Regions from separate parts of the Homo sapiens genome. Here region 2 is linked to region 1. Evidence: chromatin contacts called from ENCODE Hi-C or POLR2A ChIA-PET data. All regions are on one chromosome and are shown on one strand. Each heading gives the region's core, a stretch centred on a gene start or an enhancer-like site at or near the end of the contact. The rest is flanking DNA. Distances are from core to core; before and after follow the strand shown. Region 1 has its middle 39 kb from the start of IL21-AS1. Region 2 overlaps IL21-AS1 (IL21 antisense RNA 1).

The links. Hi-C counts contacts between places; a loop is a spot of excess contacts on that map. ChIA-PET counts read pairs that join two places held with the same protein, here RNA polymerase II (POLR2A). Pooled maps may share reads with other maps.
Region 2: a pooled map shows a loop between it and region 1 (5-fold over the local background). The contact joins two enhancer-like sites. A Hi-C loop is called at or near these places in 11 of 50 pooled maps. POLR2A ChIA-PET finds 5 or more read pairs at or near these places in 2 of 52 experiments (activated CD4-positive, alpha-beta T cell and activated naive CD4-positive, alpha-beta T cell).

What each region holds. Positions count from the first base shown.
Region 1 is chr4:122,577,046-122,581,964 of GRCh38, reverse strand. No RefSeq gene overlaps it. Among named protein-coding and RNA genes, the nearest start is that of IL21-AS1, 39 kb to the left of the region's middle. Within about 2 kb of position 3,429, at least 3 of the 41 ENCODE cell types and tissues checked have a DNase peak (open chromatin) inside an H3K27ac peak, as active enhancers do.
Region 2 is chr4:122,665,565-122,669,828 of GRCh38, reverse strand. All of the region lies in intron 10 of IL21-AS1 (IL21 antisense RNA 1), which reads right to left. Among named protein-coding and RNA genes, the nearest start is that of IL21, 47 kb to the right of the region's middle. Within about 2 kb of position 2,853, at least 3 of the 41 ENCODE cell types and tissues checked have a DNase peak (open chromatin) inside an H3K27ac peak, as active enhancers do.

The DNA of each region.
Region 1 (4,919 bases), core at 2,180-4,679:
GATCACAAGGTCAGGAGATCGAGACCATCCTGGCTAACATGGTGAAACCCCATCTCAACTAAAAATACAAAAAATTAGCCGGGCGTGGTGGCGGGCGCCTGTAGTCCCAGCTACTCAGGAGGCTGAGGCAGGAGAATGGTGCGAACCCGGGAGGCAGAGCTTGCAGTGAGCCGAGATTGCGCCACTGCACTCCAGTCTGGGTGACAGAGTGAGACTCCGTCTCAAAAAAAAAAAAAAAACAGTAATCAAAGATCATTGCAAAAAATTAAAGAAATAAGTATAAAAATGAAAGGCTAGTTCATGTTTACAATCTTGGAGGATTTTTAAAATTTATTTCTATGTATATAAGCATGTACACATTTTAAAAAACAGAAATAGGATTAAGCTGTATATAGCATGCTGTCATTATTTTTACTTAGTTATATATTGTGGATAACTATCCTAACATAGGTATACATTATCAACTGCACAGCATTCCATGGAAAGGATGGACCATAAACTATTTAACAATACTGTAAACAACATTTAAATGAAACCGTTATTATGAACAATACTTCAATGAAAATATTTGTACACACATCCTTGAGCCCCTTTTCTATTATTTCCTTTGATTAAATTCCTGAACTAGGAATTGCCAAGACAAAGACAGGCATTTTTATTTTGATACATATTGTCAAACTCCCCTAGCAAGGTAGTATTTTAACATCACCTGGATAGGAAAGTGACCCCACACTCTCCTAACACTGAGTATAGTCATGTTTTTAACCTTTGACAAACAGAGCAAAAAAAAAAAAAAAGGTTTCTCCTTTTAACTTAAATTTATTTCTTTCTCTTTCGCTCCCTTTCTCTCTCCTTCCTTCTTTCCTTCCTTCCTTCCTTCCTTCCTTCCTTCCTTCCTTCCTTCCTTCCTTCCTTCCTTCCTTCCTTCTTTCCTTCCTTCCTTCTTTCCTTCCTCTCTCAATCTCTTTCTCTTTTTCTTTCTTTGTTACAGGGTCTTGCTCTATCACCCAGGCTGGAGTGCAGTGCTGTGATCATGGCAGCCTCGACCTCAAGGGATCCTTCCACCACAGCCTCCTGAGTAGTTGTTACTACAGGCATGCACCACCACCTGTTAATTTTTTTTTTTTTTTTTTAAGAGAAGGGGTCTTGCTATGTTCCCCAGGCTGGTCTTGAACTCCTGGGCTCAAGCAATCCTCCTGCCTTGGCCCCTAGAGTGCTGGGATTACAGGCATGACCCACCATGCCTGGCCTTAAATTTATTTTGCTAGTGAATTACACGCATTTAAACATTTATTGGTCATTTGAAATTTTTTTTGTGAATTTCTACTTCATGCTCTTAGCACATTCTCCTATCTATTATCAGTTTGTAGGAGGATGTATTCATTTTTGCATGTCTGATGGCTGGTGTAGAACCTAGCACATAGCAGCCATTCAATAAATATTTGTTGACTCTCCATTCACTGGCTGCACAGGTTTGTTTATCTGCACAGGACACAGGGGTTTCTAAGTTTGAATCCTGACTCTGCCAATAACTTATTGTCTAACTTTGAGAAATTCATCTTCTTGGAATTTAAGAATGCTGACCACAGCAAGACCCCCAGTAGGCCTGACGCCATGCATTCCCTGACCATAATACTTTAAAGACAATAGATGCTATACTATAAAAATTGCTGAAGAATAGCCCAGGAATAAGAGTGAGGATTATCCACCTGGTATACTGAGAAGCACCACATGGCTGGCCTGTCCTCAAACCTTCCTCTTTCTTCATCTGCCAGAAGACCAACATTCATCTTCCAGCAGCCTTTATACTTTATAAGTCCTCATGTGCATGCTGTGTAGGAACCTGTGAGATGTCACTGGCAATCATTTGGACCATCATTCCATAGACAGCAGATGCTGTAGGGAATGATCTCAGGGCATTTTATTTGTCTACGGTTATACATTGGCAACACTTTAGAAAAAGTTTTGCACATTCAGCCCTCACAGTAACCTGTGAGAAAGTGCAAAAAAAAAGGTACTCATTTAAAAATGTTTCCAGACTTCAGTAATGTTAAGATGCAAGAAAAAATATATTTTTATATATAAATATATAATATATATTTAGCATATATATACACTATATAAATATATAATATATATTTAGCATATATATATATACTATATAAATATATAGTAATAACCATATTTTACAAGAAAGATGGAAAGAGATGGAATGTCTTAGCCAAAGAATCAAGATGTGAATGTGTGTTTCCTTGGTTCAGTGCGCTTTATATGATAGGTTTGCTAAAGCAAAGAGGGTAAAAAAGAGCTTAAAGCTTGAGATCAAGTCTGCCAAAGGGGAGGAGGGCCTGGCAGGGAAGAGGAGGGGAGCTGAGAGGTTGGGCCACAAGCCGGCAGAACCTTGCCCAGTTTGTGATTTTTGCCTTTGGCCACCTTGTTTCTGACCATAGATTCCAAACATTCCAAGCTGTGAGAACTATCTGTCTTACCTTTTATTTTCCTTTATCATTCTATTTTCCTTACTGGCACCTTGTCCCATCTTCAGATGTGTGTCATTTTCCCCATTTCTACCAGACACATCCACCAGAATGTTCACATTCTGAGATAGAAAAGACTCTTGGCTCAAATCAATGAATTTCCAATGGTATAACTTAGGAGCCATGATAGACTGTGGGAGAGGCATTTTTGTCTAGACATTCAAATTTATATGTGTCTATATATAAATTTAAAGTTATAACTAAAAACTATTTGTGACCTTGGTACTATATTTAACAAATATGCCAGTCTGTTTTTGCGATGCTGATTTGGTAGCTTGTTTAATGGCACCACTGCATCAGGTGAGGCTGAAATACTTTGTTTCTTACAAGGCTTTGCACATGCCCATTTTACTTTTGAAATCTTGTTGCCATCAGCTTCTGTCCCCAGACAGCCAAGTTAAGCTGGTTGAGTTAGACCACAGTAGGTTAAGATTTTAGGCTTGCTTGAGGGAGCTCTGCCTCCCCCTCTCTAGGGGCTTTATGGCAGTTATCAGCCAGCAGTTGACAGTAACACAAATATCTACGAAGCATCTATAGCAGCATGGAGTCACCCATATGTTAAGGGAGAACTCAACAAAAACGTGATTTTCAGTGTTGTAAAATCTGCCCCGATTGACTGCCTAACTTCCTCCCCTTCATCCCGTTTTAAGAGAAATGAGGCTTTTTGTCTGATAAAGTTCTTTCTTTGCCCACATGAAAGAAGTGCGTATGTCTCTGTGGAGCAATTAATTGCAAGCTTGTTGAAGAACAGTTGTCTGTGGAGACAACCACAGCTTCGGTTTTCAGGCCACCAGCCCCTATGGCTGTCTTTCTTCCTACCATCTGTTTAAGCAGGAGCAGTAGTTTGTGCGAACTCCAACTTCAAGCATGTCATTTCCGAAACCACAACAAGTCTCTTAAGCTTCCTGAACAAAGTGCTCAGAGTGGAAAGCCCTGAAGTTCTCTTGGGCCTCCTAAAACCACAAAGCTAACTACTGAGCAAAGCCCCAGAGCATCCGAGCACAAAGTGCCTTCCTTGGAGCTCATCATAGAACATGAAAAAGTTATTGAGAGTATGATTAAGGAGGGGTGGGCAGTGTCTGCCCTCTCCGCTTAGATTAATAACACCATCTAGATAGTCTGCACCAGTGATGGTTTACAACCTTTACAAGCACAAGGACCTACTTGTAATATACAATTTTAAAATAATGGCATTATTAGTAGACTCTAATTAAGAAAGTCTGTAATAACTAGAAGCTAATGTGAATTCAGTAGTTCTTTTAAATAAATTTATATTTTACTAGTTATAATAATCTTCATATTAAATATTTTTGAAAAATATTGGTACATTTATTTGCACAAAACATTTTTTCACTACTGAAACGATCCCTCTAGAATCGAGATTCACGGACACTTTGCAGTAACTCCATGGCCCACTAGAGGTCTCACCAGAGGTTAGGGGAACTAACTAGGTGTAGTAACAGGTCTGCAAGCTCTCATGGAAGAGAATCAACTATACATTTGGATAGTTTCAATGCAATTGAATGCAATATTTCAATTTTCAATAGCAATATTTATTTATGGATCTAGGATTTCTGGAATTCCTCTTGTCATATAATGCCAAGAACTGTGTATCTCTGAAGATCAGTTAAGTTTTCTTGCTCCAGGCAATGGAAACTATATAATTCCCTGCATTTCCAGTTTGCATTAGCCATAATTTAGAACTAAATGCAATGCTTAGTTGTGGTAATCACCTTGTGCCAAAGTCCCTGTACTGTTTCTGCTCCTTCCTCAAGATTGTTTCTAGTTTGCCATCTTTATTTTTCTAATGTCCATTTGACTGTGATATTCATTGTAGCTCTCCTTGTCTCATTGAAAATAGATGGACATAAATTATAAACAAACACCCTCTTTAAAAGGCCCTCGTCTGTCTGTGAGTCCCCAGGGTAGCTAAAAAGGGTAGAATGCCCTGCATTTCTGGGCCACTAAGCTATTCTGCCAACATCTCCTCTGCTAAATGCATACTATGGACCATGTCATCCAATTTCCTAGGCCACATTTCTCTGAGATGATGGGGAGTACAGGGTAGGTACAGTGGTGGCTGAGCAATGTGACTCAGTATCACAACACCCACCCTACACAGGCCTGCAAAACAAAGCAAAGCAAAACCTCGTCAATTCTAAGAAATGTAAGAGACCTAACCAATGTCCATGGGCAGCAAAAGCTGCTCCTGCAGGTGCCAGGGGCTCTCCCCAACATTCTCATGCCAAACTCTCCTGATTACTGCTCCAGGAAACAAAAACTTTCCTTCTTTTCTATTTTATTTTTTAATCTGAACTGTTGCCTCTTTCTTGTTCCAGCCTGTCTCCTTTACTCTCAATCTACCTAATTTCTCCAAAGGAC
Region 2 (4,264 bases), core at 1,604-4,103, 88 kb before region 1:
AGGTCACCGTGGAATTCGGGGGACTGAATGTTTCTCATGTGCCCCAGTAAGAAAATATGGAGGTGCCAAAAGCACTGGTGGACTGGTTTGTCCTGCCCTGGCCAAGACTGTGCCACTGAAGTAAAGTGGTTGGACTCACAGGCTTCAGCAAGGGGAATTTATCAAGGGGAATTTGTATCTGTTTTTAGGTGGGAGGGGGTAGAATAAGGCAGATATCTTGTCTTTATAATTCTCTGTCCTGTTTTTAAGCAAACAGAGGGAAGACAGAGCTCTCCTGCATCTGCTTCTTAATTGCTTTAGTGTAAAAAAATTATGTTAAAGAGGCATATTTTGAGGTGGTGTAATCTGGTTTCCTTCAGAGTCAAGGAAGAGACCAAGTCTTGTGCCACTAACTTTTTTTTTTTTACACAATTTTTTTTTTATTGCTTGAAGACTGAAAGCTTCTTGAAAAGACAGGCCACGGTTTACCCATGTTTGTATTCCTAACACCTAGCATTGTGGCCAGTCCAGAGCAGGAGCTTCAAAATCCTTGTGGAATTGAACTGAATGATCTTCTTTCAATCCTACTCTCTCCCCTTGCCTGCAGCATCCGACCTGCCTCCTAACTTCAGAGAGAAAAATCAGACCTGGGACAACATACACACACCACCACTCTCCTCCTCTCACACTGCAGGAGCAGGTTTCCCGAAGTTCTTTCTTTGGCCTTCTGTTCATTCCTTCTCATTCCACCCATCTCCCCATCATGTCTCCTGTCTCATGGCAACACTGCTGTGACAAGTTTCATCTCTGTGGGGCTCTGGAGACCCTTCAAAATGTGGCTTTAGGCTGCCTGTTCAGCCTCATTGCTTGCTGTTCTTCACTCTGGCCAGGCTGCTTTCCCACAAAGTGGCTGCTTTCTTCACCACTCCTGTGCCTGGGATGCCTTTTCCTCTTCTGACTCCAACCTTTACATCTCATTCTTCATGGCTCCAGCACAATGTCAATCTTGATGGTGAAAGATTTAGATGAAAGCAAACATATGTTTTCAAAATCTTACGTCTTTTAAATCCTAATTTTTCAGGCATTTAGGGACAAAGAGCTAAGAAAAAGAAAATATCAATCTCCTCTTTCTTCTATGTCCTCTGCATCTTTCTCTTAATTTCTGCTCTCCTCCCTTCAAAACACAGACACACACAGACACACAGGCACACACACACACCAACACGCACGCACACACTCAGAGTGGTAACTTTCATGGGTGGAATCCCTGGTGCCAACAAGATTATTTAGGATCAGGGGAGTTAGGACCCACAAACTTCTCATCTTTCCCCAGCTCTGACTCAATTGCTGTTGGGCTCTTCTTACATCTGTTAAGAATAAGACAGAGTAGGGAACAGAGTAAGGGATGAGTCAATATTAGAAGTTTAAAGAAAGGAATTAGAGAACTGGAATTGTTTTAAAATGCTGGGAAAGTGACTCCCATAATCCCAGAGATTTATGCCGTTGTTTATAGTGACTAGCAGGGAAGGAATCGTCAAATCTTTGGAGCTTGAAGAAAATAATTTTCCCACCTATGCTAGCAAAGAAAATTGCTATTGATTTGTAACACTACGGTTAGAGTTGAGGCAATAATTTCCCTTCTAAATTCTCAAAAATGTAGCAAACCAGATTTTAGTTTGTGAAAACCATAAAAATTTCTGACTAAGCCAGGGAGAGAAAAAGAGTGTGTCTGGTAGAGTTTATTATGCGACCAGGTTGAAAATGGGACATTTCGAAAATTGAAAATTATTCTGACCAGGTTGAGAATGGGACATAGGGTAATGGTTGATTTCATGTGTCAACGTGGCCAGGCTGCATTACCCAGATATTTGATACATTATTCTAGATGTTTCTGTCTTATAAAAAAGTGTTTTCTAGATGACATTTACATTTAAATTGGTATATTTTGAGTGAAGTAGCTTGCCCTCAATAATGTGGATGTGCCTCATTTAATCAGTTAAAGGCTTTAAGAAGCCTGGTTTCTGAATTCTGTGGGCAGTCGGCCTTCTGACTTGAACTGCAGCACTGACTGTTCTCTGGGTCTCCAGCCTGATGGCCTCCTTGCAGATTTTGAACTTGCCAGCCCTGCAATCATGTGTGGGTCAATTCCTTAAAATCTCTCTCTCTTTTTCAATAGACACATAGACAGATGAAGATCAATTGATCTATCTATCTATCTATCTATCTATCTATCTATCTATCTATCATCTATCTACATCCTGTTGATTCTGTTTCTCTGGAGAACCTTAACTAATTTATTGTTCTACATAAGCTTGGAAACTTCCCTGAAGAGTGAATTCATAACATCTCAACACCGACCTTACTTTCATTCTACCTTTAGAAGCAGATCATTCTAATATCTTTATCTCCCTTGGAAAAAAATTATAAGCATTATCTGTGGACAAGGAGAAAGGGCAAATGAAGCCAATATAAAATTCAGTTTGATAGATATTAATTTTGTAGCACAATATGTGATTTTTTTTGTATGAACTAATTTTAATTACCCTCCCCCCATGCAAAAAAAGAAAAGGGAGGAGGAGGTAGAGAAGAAAGAAGGAGAAGAAGAAGAAGAAGAAGGTGAAATAAACAATAGTTCTTTAAAAGATATGTAAAACAAAAAGTGGCATCCGTCCAGGATGAATCAATAGGTTGGCCAACCCCTTTTCTAGTAAAATGATATTCAGCTGTAAGAAAAGCAACCACAAAGGGTTTTTTTTTTTTAATCTTTACTCTCTCTCTTTTTTTTTATAATTTATGAGTCGTACACAGTCTATTTCAAAGTCTCATTTAACTTTCTGTAGTGAATCATCCCCATTGCAGTTTCTTAGGAATGCTAGTGAATCACTCTTTTAAAATGTTTTAAGTACTTAATGTTCCTTAGTATTTAACATTCAATAAATTTGCTGTTACTATTTATGAATGCTTGTAACTATTTTTATAAGATAAACATTTTCCAGAGAATTGAGTATTTAAATGAGATAAGAAAGGATACTGTCTGATTTCTGAAATTCCTGGAAATATATTGAGTGGACAAGATCAGGAAACAGAATAGCATGGTATAAAAAGCCCTGAATTTGAAGTCTGTGTTCTAGTGCTGGCTGTAATTACCTGGGTCATCTTAGGCAAAGCTATTTATCTTTGAATCTCAGTCATCATCTTATCTATAATATCAGAATTTTATTATGGGCATGAGAGATTATTTTACATTAGAGGGCTTGCTGCAGAGAGGGATTCATCTGCCTTGGTGTGATTTAGTAGAATCAATAGTGTAACATGTAGCAAAAATGCATAGTGGGAGGAGGTGAGAGAGTCAAGAGGACATTGCAAGGGTCTTGCCCAGGAGCTCTGGGCTAAAAAGAACCAGGTGACCCCCCTGGGTTGACAGGAAGGTCTAGAATTGGGTCAACAGAGTTTTTCCTCCAACCTAGGCTTGAAGGAGGGGCCTAGAAAGTATAGCCATAGAGCATGGCTGAGCAGGATGAGAACTCACCACATGGCCTGGGTGTCAAGTGTTCTTTCTAATGGCAGAAGGTGTAAGAGATCCCTGCAGATGGGGGCACCTCTGGCCTGCAAAACCAGAATATCCAGGAAACTTGCTTCTAAGGAAATTCCAGCTCTTTCAGGAAGATTGCCTTGAAAGGGATGGTTCTTGCTATCAAGGAGTGCATGTGTGGATAAAAATACATACCTCTCTGAATTGTCTGAAGGATAATGTACCTAAAGGACTTAGCACAGTGCTTGGTATGTAGCAGGCCTTCACTAAATGACAACTGTCATTGTGTTTACTGTTACTATTATAATTTTCAAATGGGAGAAGGAGGTGTGAGAAATGAAAGCCCATAGAAAAGGCAGACTCTGAATTATTTCTGAGTTACTCTAGAAAGTACTTAAAAACACTTGGTGTTCTCTGGATGAGCAGAACATAATCATAAACTGATGTAGCTCAGATAATTCATCTGAATTATCATGACAGGGGTGGGCCAGGGAAGCCTAGAGATGTGAGGTTTCTAGAGCTGCCTGGAGGGGGCTAATGCTACCCCACAGGCCCATGTCCACTGGGTGTGGGAGGCCTGAGTAAGTCATGGGTGCTCTTGTAAATGAGTAGGTGATTATGTTAAAGCATCAAATCAGCATACATGTATTCATTAATTTGTGTTAAGCAGAAATACTAGGAAGAGGAACTAACAAGTCCCGCCACAGTCCAGGCACTGAGCTTATTTTATACTTTGTAATGGTCTTAGGTGTA